Linked DNA regions of Homo sapiens: regions 1 and 3 are each linked to region 2. A link is a contact called in ENCODE Hi-C data. All regions are on one chromosome and are shown on one strand. The core of a region is the stretch at or near the end of the contact, and the rest is flanking DNA. Distances in the headings are between cores, read along the strand shown. Region 1 holds the start of MNAT1 (MNAT1 component of CDK activating kinase). Region 2 holds the start of DAAM1 (dishevelled associated activator of morphogenesis 1). Region 3 holds the start of SLC38A6 (solute carrier family 38 member 6).

Region 1 (4,546 bases), core at 26-2,525, 1.5 Mb before region 2:
AATAATTATAGCTACAGCTAATCATGCAATTTATGCTTACCTAAAGACCCTGTCATTGCTCTACATTTTTGTCAGCACTTGGGGGGTTGGGAGGAGACCTTGTCTACACACTGTAGATTATCCATTATTTTTTGCCTCCAATAAACCTGAAAGAAACTACAGGAATATATGCTCGCCATTACATGGCACCTTTTTATCTCAAAGTGCTTTCTAGAACCACCTTCACTAAACCACATCTGACAAGAAATCTGGCAAGAAACACTTTGACCAATCCCTGTTTCAAAATACACAAACTCAACCTCCCTCCTTCTGCCCCCTTCCCCTGAAAATGGGCGTTCTAAAGTCAGACTTCCTGGGTTCCAATTCTCTCAAGGCCCACTTAATAAGGGACCTTGAGCAGTCTCGATTTCCTTCCCTGTGAAATGGAAATACCAGTATCTACTTCATGGGACTGTTGTAGGAATGAACTGAGATAATTCATGGTAAGGCGCTTAGAACACTGTCTGGCACAAAATGTGCACTCAAATGCCAGCCATTATTATATCTTCAAAATTAACTACCTACAGTCCGGGTTTTCTTCATTTTAGTGATGGGAGTCTAACCGAACTCCATCAGGACAAGTGGGCATACACACAGGGTTTTTTAATTAACTCATACAATAAATAGCAGCAGTATATACTCAAGCAAATTTTAAGTTTTCATAGCACTTTCGCACTTTTTCAATAAAAACATTTCATATGAAATAAACACTCCAATCCCCCACGCTTTTAATCAGCGATGTCCAGAGCCCAGTAAACAACACAAAGCCTGGAAATACAGTCGGGATACTCATTGGCTATGGAAGGGGGAACCTGACAAACTGCTGGATGCCACACTGAGAACCCGCAGTTCAAAGCAGGCCAGAGCCGCTCGGGGCTAGCGGCTACAGTCTATTTAAAGTCACAACGCCTTCTTTTCCCATTTTCCTCCCCAGTGTTGAAACTAACAACGCCCTTTGCTCCCAAGACGAGGCCTAGCATCTCCCGGTCCTCTCCTCCCACCCAGCGCGTCTCTCCCCCAGGGAATCCACTGCCGCCCAACTCACAGAGTGTGTCCGCACACATTCACCATCAGCTTCAAGGAGGGGTTCCGATATTTGGTGGTCTTACACCGAGGGCAACCCTGATCGTCCATGGCGGTTTCCCTCCTACAGACTCTCGCAGGCGCCTGTTTCAGCCAGAGCCACCTACAAGCCCCCTCAGACGCGACCAAGCAGGTTCCTACCAACAGGCGCTTGGCAGAGACGGTCCCTTCGCGAAAGAGCACCGGCAAGGGGCGAGGCGCTGCAACACAAACGTTCCGGCAGTCAGTTCCCCCGGTCTTGCATCTAGGGCTTGGTCTTAGCCTTCCATAAAGCAACTTAATACCTTGAATTTGACAGGGGAACTTTTAAAATGGCAAATTATACAAAGCCTTATCTCCACGCACCCAGTTGCATTTTTCAAGGTACTGTGTCACAATTAGGAAGATAAATTCCATCTTGTTCTGTCTGGAAACATTCCCATGATTTCAAAGATTTATGAGCGGTGTACTTACTTTCTTTTGGACCATTTAATAGCCTGTGCTTTATACTTCTTTATAATTGCATAGTCATGTCAGCTCAGCTGATAATATGCATTCGCAGATACAAAATATGAAAAAGCTATCTACTCCATCAGACAGTATTTATTTCCCCAAATACCTAGGAAAAAATCATATAAGAATACATACAGAAAAATTTAGTTCTGCAATTCCAAGATCTGATAGCCTGAATATCTTTGTAAATTGTAAACCATGTTCATCACATTTATCAAGAAGGCAAATTGAAGTCTGTAAACAGCTCTATTAAATAATAAGCTTTCCCACTGTAAAGGACACATCTTATTCATCTCCAAAATAAAGATTTGTTGATTCTTAATGAGTAAGTAGACTAAGTGAAGAATTAATGAATGACTATCAAACAATAGTGTAATGTGAAAATTTTTAGTGTCAAACATTTTTTGTAACCACCTTCATCTGACCCAAACTCCATCAGAAGGGAACATGCAAACTAGATTTTTCAAATAATCTGATACAATGAGTATAAGCTATAAACATTTATAGTAATTTTAACTCATCATAGAACTTGTGTTCTTTTCAATAAAAAGTAATATTCAATTCACATTTTTAAACAGTGAACCTGGTAGGGAACCCAAAACCCAAAAATACAGTTGGGATTTCCATGGGTATAGAGAGGGATGCTGACAAACAGCTGGATACCACACCCAGGAACCAGCAGATCAAAGCAGGCTGTGACAGAGCTTTACATTAGTATGAAGACATCAAGGATTCATCTAATAAATAAACCATATCATCTCTTTGATCATAATATTGTTCCTCAACAGGAGTTAACCAAACATAAACTTACTAAAATAGGTAACACCAAATACTATGCTACTATGCTGACCCGGAGGCTTATTATGCTGCTGCTATTGTCTTATTGAAAGACCACATCCAGACCAGTTACATGATTCAGAGTGAAGCTCTTCAAGAACAAAGGCAACTCTAGTACTTTATATTTTGGACCATTTAATAGCCTGTGCTTTATACTTCTTTATAACTGCATAGTCATGTAAGCTCAGCTGATAACATACAAGAAACTTCTGGTGAAAGAATGAATATGTCATATGTGCAAATAAAATTTTTAGCCAATACTACATTGAGGTCATCCACTCAGATGGCATTATAGTTTATTGCCACTAGGACAATTTTTGTGTGTTTGTTTGTTTGTTTTGAAACAGGATCTCCTTCTGTTGCCCAGGCTAGAGTGCAGTGGCCCGATCACAATTCATTGCAGCCTTGAACTCCTGGGCTCAAGTCATCCTCCCACCTCAGCCTTCTAAGTAGCTGGGACCTCAGGCACTAGCCACCAGTCCCAGCTAATTTTTTATTTTATTTTTTTAAGAAATGGGATCTCACTATGTTGCCCAGGCTGGTCTTGAATTCCTGGGCTCAAGCAGTCCTCCTACCTCAGGCTCCCAAAGTGCTGGGATTACAGGCATGAGCCTGTAATGATGCCCAGCTATCCAGGACAGTTTTAATTACGTCTTTGAAGATGAGACCCCAACCACGTTGCGAAGTGAATTGCTTTTCCTTTCTCCCAAAACTTAAGATTAAGGCAAAGAAAGCACTAAAGATTGTGAGAAGCAGCAATGCTACAAGCTTTATCCTTTTCCTAGGTGGGAAACTACTAACTTGGAAGCATGGTAGCAACAGCTGACTTGGAAATCTGTCAGATAAGCTTTACTTATGGACCTAAAGACAGTAGAAAATAGCACTTATAGATTTGGTCTCTAGTACCAAGAGAGCTGAATTCAAGTGCTGGCTTCATCACATGATTTATATGACCTTGAGCCTCAGTTTTCCCAATTCTAAGTTCAGGATAGTACTTGTAAAGAATAAAAGATACTTCATTTAAAACACCTAGCATAGAGTAAGAGCTTAGTAACTGCTGGCCATTATTAATGGTAGCATTAGGATACTGGCAGTAGTATTATCTAAAAGAGGCGGGACAATATAATAATAAGAGCCCAACCTTCTTTTACATCAGTCAGACCTGTGTTTGAAGCAAATTTCCAATCCTCCCGTTCCTGTTTCCTTCTTGCATATAATACACTTCATAAAATTGCTGTAATGATTAAATTACATGACATAGACATACATAAAGGCCCTAATACAATGCCTCATACATTACAGAAGCTCTGAAATGTACATCATTATCACTGGTGGGGATGAATAACATGGAATGGTCAGAGAGCTTTGAGGAGGAAAGCACTGACGGCACCAGGTTCCTAATTCAAATGGAACCTCAGCCTATGTAGAAAACCACCAAACTCAAGTTTCCTACATTTCTTTTTTTTTTTAGGAGAAAATAATTTATCAACCATAACATATAATTTTGAAAGGTTAAAAACACATTCGTCTCAACACAAAAATTCAATCATGCTTAAGTTCCTTCCAACGTGTTCATCCAAGGTGAACCTTCATATGTTTACAAATTCTTTTTCTTTATGAATTTTTGTTGACTAAGAACAAATTTTTTTCATTTTCTGAACTTCAAAATTATGCATTTTTCTATATGCTATACATATGAAACTTACGCTTCCTATGTATTGTTTTTGTTTTACTACTTTATTTTTTTTAGGTTTTTTATTATTATACTTTAAGTTATAGGGTACATGTGCACAACATGCAGGTTTGTTACATATGTATACATGTGTTGTGTTGGTTTGCTGCACCCATTAACTCGTCATTTACATTAGGTATTTCTCCTAATGCTATCCCTCCCCCATCTCCCCACCCCACGTCAGGCCCCGGTGTGTAATGTTCCCTGCCCTATGTCCAAGTGTTCTCAGTGTTCAACTCCTACCTATGAGTGAGAACATGCGGTGTTTGGTTTTCTGTCCTTGTGATAGTTTGCTCAGAATGATGGTTTCCAGTTTCATCCATGTCGCTACAAAGAACATGAACTCATCCTTTTTCATGGCTG
Region 2 (4,413 bases), core at 1,119-3,618:
TTACAAATAACTGCATTCATTAGGAATCTATAAAAAGGCAAAACCTAAACAATTAGTTATAATACTAAAGTATAATTAGAAGGGTCCAGATACTGGAATAATAGTAGTGGTAGTATAAACAGTATTATAAATAGTCACATAGCTGCCTTGTCCATATAACCTGACGGCACAGTATCAGAAGCCAAGTTTAAACCCTTAACTTCAGATTACTTTGGGGTCGGGGACGAAAAAGGACAATGACCAAGTCTATCTTGGAATCATAGGCCATTGCGCCTAGAATTAACGTTAGGAAACCCTCTCTACCCTTTCCTCACATTACCAAAGAGAAGACTGAGGTTCCCAGAGGTAAAGGGTTAATCCCAACGTGGAGTAGCCAGTGACTGACAGAGCCAGAGTAGGACCCAAGGCTCCTGGTTATGGCCCTGCATGCTTCACCCTCAAGGACCTGCGCCCTCTAGCCTGGCTTTAGATTTTATGAGAACCACAAGGGACTGCAGTGTCTTCCAGCCGTTATTAATTGTCCCTAATCACTTCCAATCAGCTGCACCTAGAGCAAATTGAGGGCCTTTGCTGGTGACCAGAGAGCTCTCTTTATGCACAACAGGGGAGGGCGCCTTTCATGACAAAGCTGCCTCCAACACCATAAACTACCTTATTGGGGAAATGATGCGGCTAGCCCGAAAGGGGGAAGAGATTTTTCAAATTATAATTTTCAGAGTTTGCCTCAGGAAAAAGGCGCCAAACAATTAGTTTCAGGGAGAGAGGTGGCGTGATGAGGTGTGGCACGGGGAAGGGAAAGGGGTTTAGAACTGTGTCCAAGCTATTTAGGAGAGAAAGGGGAGAGTCCCGGGGCTGTGAAAGGGGCGAGGAGGAGAGAGCAGCTGGGCCAGGGCGAGCGTTTGACCACACCCACTAGCCACTCCCTCCCAGCTGCCCGCAGAGCCACATCGAATCGAAACAGCAGTGGCAGCGGCTAAGATTCCGAAGGCAGGAGTCGCCATGGCAACGGGATTCATCTTGCAGGCAACTCCGCTTCGATTCACTGGGTCCTGCTCGAATCTCAAGAAACTACCAGCAAAACGGTCACGGTGGCATTTGCTCTTGATGCTCTCCAGAAAGTGGAGATGAAGGAGAGGGGAATGGAGTTCAGGCATCACTAAATATGTTATGGGGCGAGAGGTAGCTCCGCAAAGCCAGGCCGTGAACAACTTGAGACCTTAGCAGGGTTTGATGAATGAGTAAACGAACAAATGAAGGTACTAGGAAAGGCAAAGAACATCCAGAGGACTGAGAGCTCTGGGCCTCCTGCACGTCTCCACTCAGAGGGCAAGCCGATCACAAGCAGTTGGCTTTCAGAACCAGCTGGGTAAACCCGATTATCCAGCCCTCCTGCCCCACAGCGAGCCTAATCATTAGATTATCCGACACCTCCACCCCCGCGCTACCACCTCCTGGCCCAGGGCTTCAGGGCAGGCGCTTCGCCCCAGCCCAGGTGCTCTACACCAAGGGACCGTGGAGACTGAGATGCGCCCTCCCGAGAGGGACGGGCGGCAAAAGCCCTCTGCGGTGCCTCACAACCGGGTCCGCAGGCGGCGCAGCCTCCCCGGCCGCCAACACCCTGCTCTCCCTCCGCAACGCCCGATTTCCCTTCTCTCTGTTTTGAAACATTTAGGTCCAACTTAGTCTGAATTACAGGCGCTCCGTCCCTTTCGAATGGGGCTGGAAGTGAGGGTGCCAGGGGCACTGGGGGCTCTGCTCGGACGCGAACGGGTACACGAGTCCCTCCTTCCCTGTCGCCACCGCCGTGTCCACCAAGCCTGCCTCGGGGTTCTCCCTCTCGGAGCCGCCGGGCCGGGAGCTCGCGGACGCCGCTGCAGTACCCGCGGCCCCAGCCCCGGGGAGCCTTCAGCAAGGCGGCGAGTGTTACCCCGCCAGCTCCTCGGCCAGCCGGGCGCCTTAGAAAGAAAGGGAGGGACCCCAGTCCTTGGGGGCGTCTTCCTCCCTGCTGCCTCGGTTTGCGTTGCGCTGCAGCCATTTTCCCACCCCCAGCTAGGCAGCCGAGAGCTGTCTCGGTCCCGTTCCCACCCAGACCCAACCTGAAGGACGGGTTTAATATTTACCTACTGGCCCGGGAGCTCCGGGGAGGCAGCAGGAGGGCGCGCCGCGAACCCAGCGCCCAGCCCACGGAAGCACGCCCACCCCCGCACCACTGAGCAGTGCCACTTAATGAATGAGTGCGGCGGGCAAGGAGGAGCGTCCCCCTTACCTGAGCAGCCCCTGCATGCTGGAAAGGCGGCTCTGCACTCTGGGTACAATGGGATCCGGTTAAACAGTTTCCTTCACAGCCGCTCGTAGGTTACTAACTCGCAGGTGACATCACCCTCTCCTCGCCTGATAGGATACAAAGTGGCTCCCACTGCGCATGGACGCTCCGGTCGGGCGCGCAGACTCCTGGGAGTAGTGGTCCCAATCTATTAGCGGAGCCGGGACAGCTTTGCTGTCGGGACTCGCGGAACTACATCTCCCGACACACTCCTCCGCCCTTCTGCCCCGCCTCTTATTCCCGCCCCCTTCAGGACCCGCCCCCTCCCAGCCTTACAGCCTTGCAGTGTTAGCGGTGGTCGTTCCGAAGCCGAGCTGCGGACCGCACGGGAGAGTGGGAGGGCTGCCCTGCGGTCGTGTGTGTTGACTTGACCTCTACTTTGCCCGGCGCGGGCTCTGAAGGATCGGAGAGGTCCGGGGCTCGCGTGGTCCGGCCAGGCTCGCTCTAACTGGTCTTTCTTGGTCCCTGCTGGGAAGGGACGATTAAGACTTTTCTGCCTTCCCCAGGCGTAGCAGCTAATTCAGAGGGCTTACTGTTTTCTGGGTTAAATACGGTCCTCGAATTCTCCCCGCTCAACACTTCCAGAGGATGGGGCGACGCCGGTCCCAAGGCGGAGGAATCTCCTTGTACCCCCTCAATTCACCTTTCTCTTTTCTGCTTCCCGTTTAACGGAGACAAGGTGACCAGGCAGAACGCGGGGAACCACTTAGTCGGCTGAGCTGACAGAATAACGGAGGTTGTCACTACCAGAAGTGCGGTGTGATAGACTAGACAGTCGCCGCAACCCTCCGTCAGGGCGCCTGCTGCTGCTGCAAAGATAATACTATCGTGCAGCCATGCTTTTGTTCATCCCTGCAGCAGACTTCCCGCGCTGGTGGCTCTCCACTCCCAGGAAGAAAACGTCCTTGTCTAAAGTTTTAATAATTGTGTATCTATGTATACACATGTTTTTAAATCCACAACACTCTCACCTCATTTTCCATACCTTTTCAAATATTTTTATAAAGACATTAAACCAAACAACATCGTGCCGTTCAAGAATTGCCCTGCTCTTAACACACCTAAATATTTATTTAAAGGTAAGCAAAAGGTGTGTAGCAGAATTCTGACCCTTTAGGCAGGTTGTATTGTTAATACATAATTTTTTCCGTGGCATTTTTCATTATTCAGTGAATACCAAGTGTCTTTTAATATGAAAAGAATCAATGCATTTAGTTACTCGAGTTGTAAATGTAAATTTTAATGGCATTTGATGTGTCTCAATTCCATATAATGATCAGCTCACACACCCGTTCCACTAGCAAAATCTCTAGAAGACTGTGCATCTTGTGAAAAAAAGGTTCACAATTAAGATTTCAGACAACTCCCTACTGAAGTGTTGGTGGAACTCTTATCATTTATTTTCTCCTTTCATTCTGCAACACTAAGTTGGGTTCAAGTGAAAAAATATTTATGAAATTAGTTGAGGATCTCAGGGGAGAGGAAATGCTTTGTTTTGCTCAGAGAGATGTTTAGCGATGAATTCTGATGTTCTTTTAACAAGCCTGTTCTTTATAGACAAGACCCACTTTTCTCCCCCGAAAGAAGATAGCTTTGAATGTTGCTCTTCTGTCCTCAGCTACTTCTTCCATTTCAAATATTATCTAAAATGAACTCTGACAATATAAATTTTCCCCTGGCCATCAGATCAAGGATATAATCACTGATATTCTAACTAATGGGTAGACTTAATGTAACGCAGTTCATGGTGGAAAAATATTCAGAGAGAAACTTGACCTGGGATGATTCTAAAGGCTCTTCTAATTTTATAACTGTGTAAAGCTTTTAGACTGAAACATAATCAGTGAGCCTGAAATTTATTGAGTCAATAAATTGAATGTGGAGCCTTTCTGTTAAGACAGGGCTTATCCTTGTAGATAAAAGTATGTTACTGAGGCACACTCTGAGGAGTAATTTTAATGGAGAAATCACCTTACAACAAGTTCTCTTGGCTCTTCAGTAATGAAGGAGAAGATGCAGTCTGTCTGAAAACAAAAATTCCATTCTCTTTAACAATATTATAGGGATGTGCCATGTGACATAGTCATCTC
Region 3 (4,372 bases), core at 382-2,881, 1.8 Mb before region 2:
TGAAATGTGGATCAAGTTCCCATTTTTAAAAACTAGTCACACTTCTGTGTATTTAAGAAGCTATGTAGTAGCCCTCCAAGGTACACACTAGCAACAAGAATAACAAGAAAAATGCTAAAACCCCAGAAATAACTAACTAGAAATTGTATAATAGCAGCTTCTGGAATCTATCTCTCTACTTCTCCGTATATTATCAAAATGGAAAAAAAAATTTGATGCTAAAATATGAAGACTCACCTAAATCCAAAGACACCGGTATTAGCCAAAACATAAGCTAAGCCAAGGATGCCACTTCCCATGATGGCATTCATCAAATTAAACACTGATAAACCAAATGAAACACCTGGGGATCGCTGTCTGTGAAGTTCCTGTAAGCACACAAATTTAGTAGTGTTAAATGTTTGGACGGTGAAGTTAAAATTTCGTAAAGAAATTCCATAAATGAAAGATTATGGAAAAAAGCTGCAAACCACCAGGGTTTGTATGACACACTCGTTGCTTAACCAACACTAATTTCCTTTCCTTTCCTTCCCACCTCCCACTACTGCAGCTCCAGGAATCTAGGGTTTCTTAGGAAAATGATTTCCACCAGTACACAAGACAGGCAGAGTTCAGGAAGGGCCATGACTAACCTTGTGACTGCAAGAGATGAAGATAGGATGGGAATGGAGTGGGGAGAGAGAGGAGGGATAAGGCCTCAGCTCATGTGATTACTAAAGAATTGCTGAGTCAACCTGGGACTGCTGTGGGCAGTTGTTTCTCCTCAATTACTAGGACTGCACAACTAATCTCTACTTATATATCTAATGAATTAGTTCTACCAAACTGGAAGGATGGTCAGGAATATCTTGCAATGACAATATTATAAACAGAAGCAATTCACGTTGTTCTGGCAGTATCCCTGAAAACATCCCCCTCCCCACAAACAGCACCGGGAACAAAGTCCTGGGAACAGTGTCTAGGACTCGAGTTAAAAAGCGGAGTGCCCACTGCACAGGCTTTAGGGTCAGGAACGTGCTATGCACTTACTACCAAGCCACTTCCATTCTACCGCTAAGAATTTCTGTATTAAAATGTTTATTATTTTCCCTCCCCCCATGACTAAGTCGGAAGAGGAAAATCCTGTGACTCTTGCAAAGACCTCACGAGACTGGTGGAGAAAATAAGGTGACAAAAATACTAACTAACAGCAGTGAGTACATAATCCTAGGGCCGCTCATCCCATCATGTTCGCAGCTTCCACTCAACGCTGCATCTCTTCCACCCGACGCTTTTCATCTTTTCTTTCTAGAGTATGCTAGGCTGCTATCACGTTCATAACTGCGCCAATCTCATCTGAATCTCGGCGGCTGCCTTCAGACCCCATCCCCCAGGGTTCAGGCTCCAGCATCTCCCCTGTCCCGGTGCGGTCCTCCTTTTCTGGGTCTTATTTGGCAGGCACTTGAGGGAAGCCGGAGGGCGTCAGCGCGGGGAAGCGAACACAGCCCACTTACGTTGCTTAGCAACGGACTCAACTCTTCGGCCTCCGCTTCTTCAGGCTGCTGGACAGAGACATACCAGCCCCGCTCAGCGTTGAAGCTCCCCCAGGACGCCTCCATGCTGCTCTCCAGCTGACTACCAGTTCCATCTACGAGCCTCTACCCCTGCCCTGCGCTCCAGTCGTCGGTCGCGCCAGAGGCGGAGCTTTGAGCCCGGCCCTTCCGGCATTCCGTACTTCACCAGGGCCTGGAAGGAGAGGAGCGAGTCGACTTGATCTGATGACGCGCGCCCTCTTCGCGGCGAACAGTGATGATGTCATAGAAGACCCGCCCATCCACCCGCGACCCACATCCGATCGGTACCGGAGCGGGAGGTGAGGGGTCGGCTCGCGGATCCAGCTGCAGAGCGACGTGGGGAATTGGAATGGTGCTTTGGTGAGGTGGCGGCCGCGTTAGGGGCTAATGGTCCAGGGGAGGTACCAGCCCGCCCAGGGCTGCTCTCTGCCATGTGCTGCCTGGGCACAGAAACATCGCGAGGTCACCCACCCGCCTAGGTGCTGAGCTTAGTTTCGAGGTTCTGGATAGTAAGGAATGTTTCAAAAGCCTTTCGCCACATTTTACTGGTGGGAAAACCGAGACTTATAGTAATTTATCCAGGGTCACCCAGCTGGTCAGCTGCTAGAACCAATTTGATCTCTGACGGTGAAGTTAGACTTCGTTGCTTTACAGGATTCTGGGACAGGGCCCTTTCCCCTTACAAGTAAATTCTTTGGTATTTTAGAAGACAGTGAATAACTGATACTATGCATATAACAATCAGCAAAGCTCTCGTCCTCAAAATACAGAAGCCTCTAGTTAAAGGCAGGACATGTGGCAGTAAAGCATCGAAAACAAACAACAGAGCAATATATTAAGAACACAAGCACCGAAGTCAGTCAAAACTAGGTTTTAATCCATGTTTAGCCACTTATCAGCTGGGAGACTTTGGGTGGGTTACCTTACGTCTGAGCTTTAGTTTACTTATTTACAAAATGAGGGTGCAATACTGCACACCTCCCAAGATTCATAATGTACATAAAGCATTTAGCGCAGTATCTGACACAATAAGCACCCATGAGACTATCCTAATAAATATCACCACTAGTAATGGTCATGTATAATGACTATTTCATTTACAGATGACCATTTAACTCATACTTCAGTCTTCCAATCCCAAATGTATTATCTAGAAAATTGTGGGTGAAGAGGATCATTGAGTATGGCTAATGGATCACTAAGCCCTCTGAACTGGGAGCAGATGGGTTGAAGGTGTAAATTTAATATATACCACTATTATCTACCACTAATACGACTTCCTGAAGAAGTCATCCTAGTCTGGAAAAGATAGTATACTTCCCACACATCACTAAACGTTTTATTTGTCAGCATTTAGCCCGTTATTTGAGATAGTAGAATTTAGATTTTTATTCTCAAAAGCTGTCGTGTGTGAATTTTTTTTTTTTTTTTTTAAGGATCTTATGGAGGCCATTTGGATTCTCAGGAAGATTTCTGAAACTGGAAAGCCATAGCATAACTGAATCAAAATCGTTGATTCCAGTAGCTTGGACATCCCTGACACAGATGCTTTTGGAAGCACCTGGTATTTTCTTATTGGGTCAAAGAAAAAGATTCTCAACCATGCCAGAAACAGAAACACATGAGAGAGAGACTGAATTGTTTTCACCACCTTCTGATGTCCGAGGCATGACAAAACTTGATAGAACAGCTTTTAAAAAGACAGTCAACATTCCAGTGCTTAAAGTGAGGAAAGAAATAGTCAGTAAATTGATGCGATCCCTAAAAAGGGCAGCATTGCAGCGCCCAGGCATAAGACGTGTGATTGAAGATCCGGAAGATAAAGAAAGTAGACTAATCATGTTGGATCCCTATAAAATATTTACTCATGATTCCTTTGAGAAAGCAGAACTCAGTGTTTTAGAGCAGCTTAATGTCAGTCCACAGATCTCTAAATACAATTTGGAACTAACATATGAACACTTTAAGTCAGAAGAAATCTTGAGAGCTGTGCTTCCTGAAGGTCAAGATGTAACTTCAGGGTTTAGCAGGATTGGACATATTGCACACCTAAACCTTCGAGATCATCAGCTGCCTTTCAAACATTTAATTGGTACGTGTGTCATAGTAATATTCATGTATTTGAAGGGAATTTGCAAATTGTTAATTTTAGCTTTAAAAATTATTTTTTTTAATGCCAAGTTACAGAGGCAGAACATTTTATCATGTTAACTTTAAGCTAGATCTTGAGCTACATACCCTCTTTTGAGGGCCATTTTGAAATATCTTCTTTAGTCATAGCAAGTTCCAAATACTGGTCCAGGCTTTTGTGTACAACAATACATCAGTGTAGATTAAACTTGAATCACATGCTTTGGCAGCTACATTGAGGAGAGATCTTTTTGGTACACAAGACTTGTTAGGCCTTCAGGGCTATGTTAAATACTAGGTTTCATAAATTTGGGTACTTTATAGTCAAAAGTGCAAGATGTTTACTTATGCTTTCATTGATTCAACCAATTGAGCCTCTTCTATATGTCAAGCACCATACTGTCCTGTTACACATTTCTTTTGTTTTTATTGATGAAGGGAGTAATAATGGATAGTGGTAACATAAATACTTAAGCAGATCCTTGTAATTGTGACTGGGTACAAATGTCAAGTCTAGGCTTTCCTGTGAGTCACTGCCTACCCTAACTCAAACATTCCTCTGGCATTCCTATTTTATAAACTTTCTTTCATAGAGGCACTCATACATTAAAAGTGAAACATTTTCATACAGTAGTAATTTTAAAGCTTTTACTATAGACCTTCAGAATAGTTTTTAAAAATTTATAAAT

What was found. Hi-C counts contacts between places; a loop is a spot of excess contacts on that map. Pooled maps may share reads with other maps.
Region 1: a map of CD8-positive, alpha-beta T cell shows a loop between it and region 2 (4-fold over the local background). The contact joins the promoter of MNAT1 here to the promoter of DAAM1 in region 2. A Hi-C loop is called at or near these places in 2 of 168 maps with a recorded cell type or tissue (CD8-positive, alpha-beta T cell and naive thymus-derived CD4-positive, alpha-beta T cell) and 7 of 50 pooled maps.
Region 3: a map of CD4-positive, alpha-beta T cell shows a loop between it and region 2 (7-fold over the local background). The contact joins the promoter of SLC38A6 here to the promoter of DAAM1 in region 2. A Hi-C loop is called at or near these places in 4 of 168 maps with a recorded cell type or tissue (CD4-positive, alpha-beta T cell, CD8-positive, alpha-beta T cell and naive thymus-derived CD4-positive, alpha-beta T cell) and 8 of 50 pooled maps.

Annotation. Positions count from the first base shown.
Region 1 is chr14:60,731,490-60,736,035 of GRCh38, reverse strand. MNAT1 (MNAT1 component of CDK activating kinase) reads right to left here and starts at 1,275. Exons shown (of 8, transcript NM_002431.4): 1 at 1,085-1,275. The coding sequence starts at 1,173. RefSeq lists enhancers at 982-1,051, 1,162-1,261.
Region 2 is chr14:59,186,622-59,191,034 of GRCh38, reverse strand. It overlaps DAAM1 (dishevelled associated activator of morphogenesis 1), which reads right to left and starts at 2,368. Exons shown (of 25, transcript NM_001270520.2): 1 at 2,267-2,368. RefSeq lists enhancers at 736-785, 1,216-1,375, 1,086-1,845, 2,626-2,865 and silencers at 1,736-1,955, 2,016-2,155.
Region 3 is chr14:60,978,504-60,982,875 of GRCh38, reverse strand. SLC38A6 (solute carrier family 38 member 6) reads right to left here and starts at 1,631. Exons shown (of 16, transcript NM_153811.3): 1 at 1,494-1,631; 2 at 238-368. The coding sequence starts at 1,598. TRMT5 (tRNA methyltransferase 5) reads left to right here and starts at 1,797. Exons shown (of 5, transcript NM_020810.3): 1 at 1,797-1,913; 2 at 2,990-3,645. The coding sequence starts at 1,903. RefSeq lists an enhancer at 1,528-1,907.